Linked DNA regions of Homo sapiens: region 1 is linked to region 2. The links are chromatin loops, found by intact Hi-C in ENCODE. Cell type or tissue: transverse colon. All regions are shown on one strand. Links, peaks and the distances in the headings refer to the core of each region. The heading gives the core; the rest is flanking DNA. Region 1 overlaps FBP1 (fructose-bisphosphatase 1). Region 2 overlaps FBP2 (fructose-bisphosphatase 2).

Region 1 (4,392 bases), core at 255-4,254, 51 kb before region 2:
TGTTGGTTCCTCTGTGTGCCAAGGGTAGGAGCCATCTGAGACTCTTGGAATGGCAGTGGGGAGGGCTGGCTGGTGGTCATGATTTGCTAAGTCACCCACCCTGACACTGACTGTAACCTCTCGTAGGTCTGGGCATGATCTGGGGCAACAGAAGTTGCTTCTCACTTTAATCTGGCCAACTGCTGAGTCTGCAAGCTCGGAAAATGCAGTCCACTGCATGAGGAAATAGCCTACTTTCATTTAATCCCACAAAACAAGTCACGGTGCCCCTGTGTTTGGGACACAGTTACAGGATAACTTGTCTGTCTCTGGGTGGTGGGGCTGGCCCAGGAGTACTGCAAATCAGAGCCATCCTTACAAGGACTTTCTCCCTCCGGTCTCCTCTCTCTGAATTTAGATGCTTCCTGGATCCAGGCATCACAGGAAAAAGACCTCAGGCTTTACAAAATTACTTGTATAAATGTGCACATAGTACCCACTCCCTTCCATTTGGAAATATGTGAAAAATGTACTTACTGTTTCCTTTGGCTAAATTGCTAACAAACAGCTCTTCTCTGGAGTCATTACTAGCTGACTTATTTGGGCTTCTTTAGGGCTTTTTCATTTCCTCCCATTCTTTCTTTTTTTTATTTTTTTGAGACAGCGTTTCGCTCTTGTTGCCCAGGCTGGAGTGCAATGGTGCGATCTCGGCTCACTGCAACCTCCGCCTCCTGGGTTCAAGGGATTCTCCTGCCTCAGCTTCCCAAGTAGCTGGGATTACAGACATGTGCCACCACGCCCAGCTAATTTTTATGTATTTAGTAGAGATAGGACTTCACCATATTGGTCAGGCTGGTCTCAATTTTCTGACCTCAGGGGATCCACCCGCCTTGGCCTCCCAAAGTGCTGGGATTACAGGCGTGAGCCACCGTGCCTGGCCCATTTCCTCCTGTTCTTTTTTTTTTTTTTTTTTGAGATGGAGTCTCGCTTTGTCGCCCAGGCTGGAGTGCAGTGACGCAATCTCGGCTCACTGCAAGCTCCGCCTCCCGGGTTCACGCCATTCTTCTGCCTCAGCCTCCTGAGTAGCTGGGACTACAGGTGCCCGCCACCATGCCCGGCTAATTTTTTGTGTTTTTAGTAGAGAGAGGGCTTCACCATGTTGATCAGGCTGGTCTCGATCTCCTGACCTCAGGTGGATCCACCCACCTCGGCCTCCCAAAGTGCTGGGATTACAGGCATGAGCCACCGTGCCCGGCCTATTTCCTCCCATTCTTACGAAAAACATTCAAAGTACCATTCAGCTTGAATGCCCCCCTAGAGATCTTCCTGACCATCTAAATTAACCATCTAGCCTCTCATCTCCCTCTCCTGTCACCTTGTTTTTGTTTTATGTCAGCGAGCATCTGTCACTATCTGACATATCTTTTTCATTCCAAAACACTTATTTATTTCTTGTTTGTGCTCACCCCAGTAGAATATACGCTCCACAAGGGCGGGATCTGATCTACCGTGTTCGGCACTGTAACCCCAGCATCTAGAACGGTTCCCCGTGCACAGCAGGTCCCTGGTGAATATTTGTAGAATAAATGAGCACTCAGATAGCTGTCTAGGAAGATTTTGAGTAAAAGAGACCACATGGCCTGAGTGTTCCTGAGGGAAGTGCCTGAGCAGATGGGACTTGGGCCAAAAGGTAATATAGGACTTTCCTTCTGCACCTGCCTCAGTGCCTCATCCGTGTCCAGTGCCTTCGGCCCCTCTGCCCAGCCCTCCCGGCCCCCCGAGCTGTCCCTGTCAGGCTGCACCTATTAGTGCTAGGCCTTTTGTGTATGTCATCTCATGCAATCCTCTGACAGCCGCGTGGGGGCAGACTTCACTTCCCTCTTTGGACACATGTGAAAGGGAGGGAGGCTCAGAAAGAGCAGGGGAGCCTGGGAGCTGAGGCCTGGACCTGGTCTCTGCCTTGAAGCCCTTCTTCTGGTCCATCGGTGCTATTTGCCCTCCGGAATCAGAAGTGAGTTTGACAGTGGGCTGGGCACGGTGGCTCATGCCTGTAATCCCAGCACTTTGGGAGGCTGAGGTGGGTGGATCACTTGAGGTCAGGAGTTCGAGACCAGCCTGGCCAACATGGTGAAACCCTGTCTGTACTAAAAATACAAAAATTAGCTGGATGTGGTGGCATACGGCTATAGTCCCAGCTACTCAGGAGGGTGAGGCACGAGAATCGCTTGAACCTGGGAGGCGGAGGTTGCAGTGAGCCGAGATCACGCAACTGCACACCAGCCTGGACAACAGAGTGACACTGTCTCCAAAAATAAAAATAAAAATAAAAATAAAAATAATCATAAAGTGACTTTGACAGTGCAACTCTCAGGCTGGAAAGGAGAGAGCACTGCTGCTAGTGGGGTCACTGAGGGAGCTGCATTTGAGCTGGTGGGCCCTGCCAAGTCCCTCTGGCCTCCCAGATTTTGGCTGCCTTCTTCCTGCACAAGCCCCAGCCTCACAATTGGGGTCAGAAAAAGATCATGTGGAAATAGGATCGAAAGCCCAGGGACATGGGGTGGAGCTCAAAGCTCGATAGACATCTTGGTCTTTTACTCATGAAATAGGAGTGATGGGTGAAAAGAGAAGCAGCAGGAGGAGGGCTGGTGGGATGAGATGTGCTTTGCAGGCTGGAAAGGGAATGATGCCAAGAGTGGCTGAAAGACGCTGACAGGCGGGCCCGAGAAGACAGCCGGAGCTAGCTCCTGAGATAGTCAGGCCGGACCAGGCATGTGGGTTTGGATGGTTTCTAGGAGGGGCTCAGTTTTGCCCAGCCAGTCACAGCGAGTTATGTTTTGGGCAAATGCACTTGCAGGAGCTGAAGCAGTCACGGCCACTGGATCAGGGACCGTCAGTTCCCAGGCGAGCGCACATCGCCATCATGGCCAAGGGCGCGGGTGTGCCCTTACCACCCACTTTCAGAGGCTTGCTGGTGTCTTCAAAGACCCATCTTTTCCCCTTCCCACATCAAGGCTCTCGCCTTGCTCTGTGCATCCTTCCTGTGAGACGTCTCCCTCCTTTCTGTGTTCAGGGCAACCCCAGGCTATGACAACCTGCCGCTTCTGTAAGTCTAAGAAGCTAGGCTGCGTTTAGACAAGCCACTGGATTCTGGGAATTCTATAATTACTGACTTGCAGGTTGCTTAAAAATAGTGAAAACTCCAGGATCCCTGCAACTTCCATGCCCTAGGACTCCTGCCAGGGGCCCAGGGTGTCACCAAGAGAGCCCTGGCCTGGGAGTCATAGGCAGGGTCTCGCCTCCACCCTCTGCCTGGGAGTCATAGGCAGCGTCTCACTTCTACCCTCTGCCTGTGTGGAGAAGTCCACAGGAGTCTTGGGTCTGAGTTTTCTCCTCTATGAAATGAGGCAGAGGGGCCGGTTGATGCTTTGTTTCTTTTAGGGTCTTTTTAGTTATAAAGCCATAAACCCCTTGGCTTGGCTCGCAACTCAGGCTACCCCCGACCCAGGCTTCCTTGCTTGCTGGGTCTCTCTATTGATTCGTTTAACCCGTGTGTTTGGGGGCCAACACTGGTTCTTTCTGGGCAAAACCAAAAACACCCGCAAACTTTTTATGTAAAAAGCACTGAGACACATACTGCAATAAACAGATATCTACTATATCTGTAGTATTAAAAATATTTCATGGGGGAGTATGGTTGAGGAAAAAATGTTCTAAAAAGCTCCCTAGGGGAATCATAATGAAAACAAAGTTAAGAAACACTGATTTAACCACAAAAGTGTGCAGGGCACCATGACAGGTTCGAGGTGAAGAGGCAGATGATAGTATCTCCTCCTCTCTAGGGTCTGTCCAGACCTTCCTGCCTTGTTCTCCCAAGCTGATGTCCTCCTTCCTTTCTTCTAAAAATATATATATTTTTAGACGGAATCTTGCTCTGTCGCCCAGGCTGGAGTGCAGTGGTGCGATCTCGGCTCACTGCAAGCTCCACCTCCCGGGTTCACGCCATTCTCCTGCCTCAGCATCCTGAATAGCTGGGACTACAGGCGCCCGCCACCACACCCGGCTAATTTTTTGTATTTTTTTTTTTTTTTTTTTTTTTTGAGACGGAGTCTCGCTCTGTCGCCCAGGCTGGCATGCAGTGGCACGATCTCGGCTCACTGCAAGCTCCGCCTCCTGGGTTCACGCCATTCTCCTGCCTCAGCCTCCCAAGTAGCTGGGACTACAGGCACCCACCACCACACCCGGCTACTTTTTTGTATTTTTTAATAGAGACGGGGTTTCACCATGTTAGCCAGGATGGTCTCGATCCCCTGACCTCATGATCCACCCGCCTCAGCCTCCCAAAGTGCTGGGATTACAGGCGTGAGCCACCACGCCCGGCCCTTTTTTAAAAAAATTATTATTATACTTTAAGTT
Region 2 (4,392 bases), core at 262-4,261:
TTAAAATGAACTCTCTTATTATTAGTGGTAAAAGTATAAATTGATGCACTCTTTCTGGAGGACAATTTTTCAATATGTATCAAAAGATTTTTACCCAATTATTTAATTATTGGGAATTTATCTTGGGAAAATGATCAGAGAATTGTGTATTTATGCAGTAGATTGTTAATCTCAGGTTGCCTTGTTTTTCAAAAGGATAAAAAGAGAATATTAGAAACAACTCCACATGCATACATTTGACAACTTAGATGAAACGAACCAATGTCTCAAAAACTACAATACTCTAACTCACCCAATATAAAATAGATACTTTGAATGGCTATCTACAGGGCTCAATACTATTAAGAAACTCATGCCCAAGAAAAGAAATCTCCAGGCTCAGATGGTTTACTGGAAAAACATAACAAATATTCACAGATTATTCAGTCTCTTCCAGAAAAGATAATAGGAAGGAACACTTCCCAATTCATTTTATGAAACCAGTGTTATCCTGATACAAAAACCAGACAAAGATTGTTCAAAAAAATACCACAGACCAATATTCCTTATCAATAAATGCAAAAACTCTTAACAAAATATTGGCAAATAGAATTCAACAATACATAAAATAAATTATACACCATGGCTGAGTGGGGTTTATTCTGGTGATGGAAGACTGATCCAGTATTCATAATCAGTCAGTGTAATCCACCATATCAACAGGCTAAAGAAGAAAAATCACATAATCGTATCTATTGATGGAGAAAAAACATTTGAACAAATTCAACACTCATTCATTATTTAAAAAAGAAACTTGCTGAGGTAGGAGGATTGCTTGAGGCCAGGAGTTTGAGACCAGCCTGGGCAACATAGCAAGACCCCCATCTCAAAAAAGACATTAGCTGGAGAGGGGGGTGGTAGTGCATACCCGTAGTCCCAGCTACTCAAGAAGTTGAGATGGGAGGATGACTTAAGCCCAGGAGTTGGAGGCTGCAGTGAGCCATGACCAAGCCACTGCACTCCACCCTGGGCAACAGAGCAAGACCCTGTCTCTGAAAAAACAGAAAGTCTTAGAAAACAAGAAATAGAGGAGGAGCGTCCCTTAACTCTATCAAGTACATCTACAGCTAGCATTACATTTAATGGTGAAAGACTGAATGCTTATACTCTAAGATCAGTAACAAAGCAAGGATGTCCTCACTCGCCACTGTTACCCAACATATGTAATCCTGAAAGTTGTAGCCAGCACAATAAGGCAAGGAAGATGATGAAACACATACAGATTGGAAAGCAGGTAATAACACTGTTCTTGCAGACGACATGATGGTCTATGTAGAAAATCCCAAGGAACCTACAAACAGAAAACCAAAACACTTCTAGAACTAGTGAGTTTAGCAAGGTCACAGGATACAAGATCAAGATACAAAATCAACTAGATTTCTATATATTAGCAATAAACTAATTCGTAATTATAATTACATTTTAAAATATGTGCTATTTACAATCACACAAAAAATGGAACAGTATAAATCCAAAAAATGTGTATAGGATTCTTATGCTGAAAATCACTGCATGTATGCATGTATATATGTGTGTGTGTAAACTCATGTGTGTGTTGTGTGTGTGTGTGAATTAAATGCAATATCTGTGGACTGGATTGTGCTAGGTGATGGGTAAACAGACAGGAACAAGACGGAGTTGGTACTTGCCACCAAGTTGCTCACAGTCTAGCTGGGAAGTCAGACACTAAGCCCGTGAATGAAAATGTGTTGGGAGCTTCAGAGAAGCAGCTCTGAGTGCTCATGGCGTCAAGCGCTGGAAGACCAGACCATGAGGTCAGAACATGGAGGCAAGAACATTCGGGTTTACAAAGCTTCTACGTACATCACAACAATGCTGTACTCCAGTTCTAGGTTTCTGGAGGAGAGACTCACATTGGGCCAGTTTGAATCACTAATCTATGAATCTATCCTTGACCCCATCAAATAAGTGTGCGTGTGTGTGTGTCGTGGGAGACGGGGTAACTCAATACAAATGTAGCAGCTAAGAGTCCCCATTTTGGATAAGGGGGTGAGGAAGAATCATTTTGCACCGGTTGGATGTACCAAGGGCCACAGAAGGACCAGAAGGAGCACCAACATTTAAGGAATCAGAGGAAGAGGTGCTGCCGGGAAGAGAGGCAAGTGAGAAGGAGCATCCACAGAGTCAGAGAGAAAGGCAGAATCAGGGCTTCCTGCTGCTGGGCGAGTTGTGCAGCCGCTCCAGCTGCAGTAGGTTGTTAATCTTAGGTGGTTTTGCTCTCAGAGTTCTCCCTCTGAGCCATGGAGGTGATGGTGCTATCTGCCCCAAAGGGCTGTTGAGTGTGCAGAGTGAGACACTGCACGCTCAGCTCAGTGATCTGAGTTGTGAGTATCGTGGCTTGGGAACATGGCTTATGATGAAGAGGGGCTACGGTTTTAGCATCTGGGAGTGCTTTTCTTGTCAGGCTACAGACACATGCGTTTGGAAAACAGGAAGGAAGAAGTCCAAGAATGGCCTTTGCCATGGCTCAGCTAGAACTGTTGGCAACATGGCCACTCGTTTCCTCTGGATGGATTTGCAGCAGCTTAAAATTCAAAGAACCGCGCTTCCTTCAGTGATTCGAGGAGATCTGAAGCCCAGGCCCCTGGCAAAGTGTTCTCTCCAGAGACAACAATAACACATGGCATTTATCCCTCTCTTCCACAGACCTCAGAGGATGAGCCTTCTGAAAAGGATGCCCTGCAGTGTGGCCGCAATATTGTGGCCGCAGGTTATGCGCTGTACGGTAGTGCAACCCTGGTGGCTCTCTCCACAGGGCAAGGCGTGGACCTCTTCATGCTTGACCCGGTAGGTACAGAATATGGCATCATCTGTGCCTGGGGACTCCATGGGCCTCTGTGCCTTAATGCCAGTTCTCTGCGATAATGTCCTGGTTATTCCTAATACTTGTTTTGGGGACCAGGGGTCCTGAGAGCCTAGTTTGGGGAGCCAAAACCATCATCAGAAACCATGAAGGGCCTCTGTCCCAGTGAGGGCACTCGGGGGGAGGAGTGTCCTGCAGAGCCAGTTGCATCAACTCAGGCCCTCTCCTTAAGGAGCTCATTTTCCAAAAATGCACTCAATCTCTTTGGCTTATGAGAATGCCATGATTTAAGAATCACAATGCTGCAAATTTCCAGCAGAAGCATGGGTTCGTTAGAGCAGCACCATCCAGTAGAATGCTCCATGAATTTCACTTTTAAATGCTGGATGGCTTGCCCATCAATTGTGAAATGCTTTGCCAAGTATACTGAGGTCTTGTGAAAACTCAGATAATATCCACCAAAGAACACGTCAAAACCTCTTGTTCACTTAGACCAAAAGGTTAAGTATTTAAGTTTTTGATTTACAGCTGTTTATTGAGCATCTACTGTGTCCCAAAGCACCACTCCAGACAGCGGAGATGGAGCATTGATCAAACACACATGACAGCCCTTGTGGAGTTCACGTGTTAGTGCACATGTGTGGAGAGAGGGGTTTGCAAAATTTCAAAATGACATGGAGTTAACTTACAAAACAGAGTTTACAGTATGGAAACCCAGAAACTTTTCAAATAGAATCTTTTCACCTGTATGCCCATTAGACCAAGACCCATTGCTGTGTCAGTTTGCTAATGCCCCAATTTCCCTTTATGTTCAAAGAAGCTGGCAAACCCTGAGAAATTCTATGGCTTGCAAATATTACCCTCAGACAATAAAACACCCTTTCTAAAGTTGTTGTAGAATAACAGCTAAGAGTTAGATAATTCTTCGTAAGTGGTAGGAATGTAAAGTACCTGTCCTATGAAATTTACATCTATTAATGCATTTAAATGTCACAGTGGCCCTATGAGATATGTCCTACAATTATTCCCATTTTCAGATGGGGAAAGTGAGGCGTAGAGAGAGTGAGTAACTTGCGCAAGGTCAAGCTAGTGACTGGTGTCAGGAGTCATGCTCCAGCAGTCTGTGCTTTAATTACTCTACCACACTAAATTTCCAACACAACTGCTCTTGAGTACAAGCAAAATATCTCCATGAACATTCTGAGCAGTTCTAAAGGTGATGGGAGATGCTTTGACTCAGGGACCCAATTCAAAGATTCCCAGGCACAGACAGAGCCTCTGTTTTCTGCCCTCAGTCATGAAAGCAGGGCCCAGTCTGGACATAGGTGGGCACCAGAGCTTGTCAACATGACAGAAGGAAGAGATGAACCATAGCATCTTTCCGGATCTCTATGTATTAGCCTGAAACCCCTTTGGATCACATCTCCCTACTAAAAAGGACATTTGAGCAAAGACCCAGTGCACAAAGCTTAGTGCCTGTTTGACATCCAGCGGAGGTAGCTTGTGGCAGTTGTCACAGATAGAAATGC

The links. Peaks named below come from ENCODE experiments on the same cell type or tissue, not always from the same donor. Only the 100,000 strongest peaks of a DNase experiment are listed, where the experiment ranks them.
Region 1: a loop joins it to region 2, with 9 times the contacts of the local background. A loop is called at or near these places in 1 of 110 quality-filtered maps.

Annotation. Positions count from the first base shown.
Region 1 is chr9:94,620,898-94,625,289 of GRCh38, reverse strand. All of the region lies in intron 1 of FBP1 (fructose-bisphosphatase 1), which reads left to right. Among named protein-coding and RNA genes, the nearest start is that of FBP1, 16 kb to the left of the region's middle. In transverse colon, for the core only: a CTCF peak has its summit at 1,845; a DNase peak (open chromatin) is centred at 1,839; H3K27ac peaks cover 267 bases.
Region 2 is chr9:94,569,917-94,574,308 of GRCh38, reverse strand. It overlaps FBP2 (fructose-bisphosphatase 2), which reads left to right. Exons shown (of 7, transcript NM_003837.4): 4 at 2,707-2,847. It overlaps PCAT7 (prostate cancer associated transcript 7), which reads right to left. Exons shown (of 3, transcript NR_121567.3): 3 at 3,372-4,392. Among named protein-coding and RNA genes, the nearest start is that of PCAT7, 17 kb to the right of the region's middle. In transverse colon, for the core only: no CTCF peak of the experiment used is centred there; no DNase peak of the experiment used is centred there.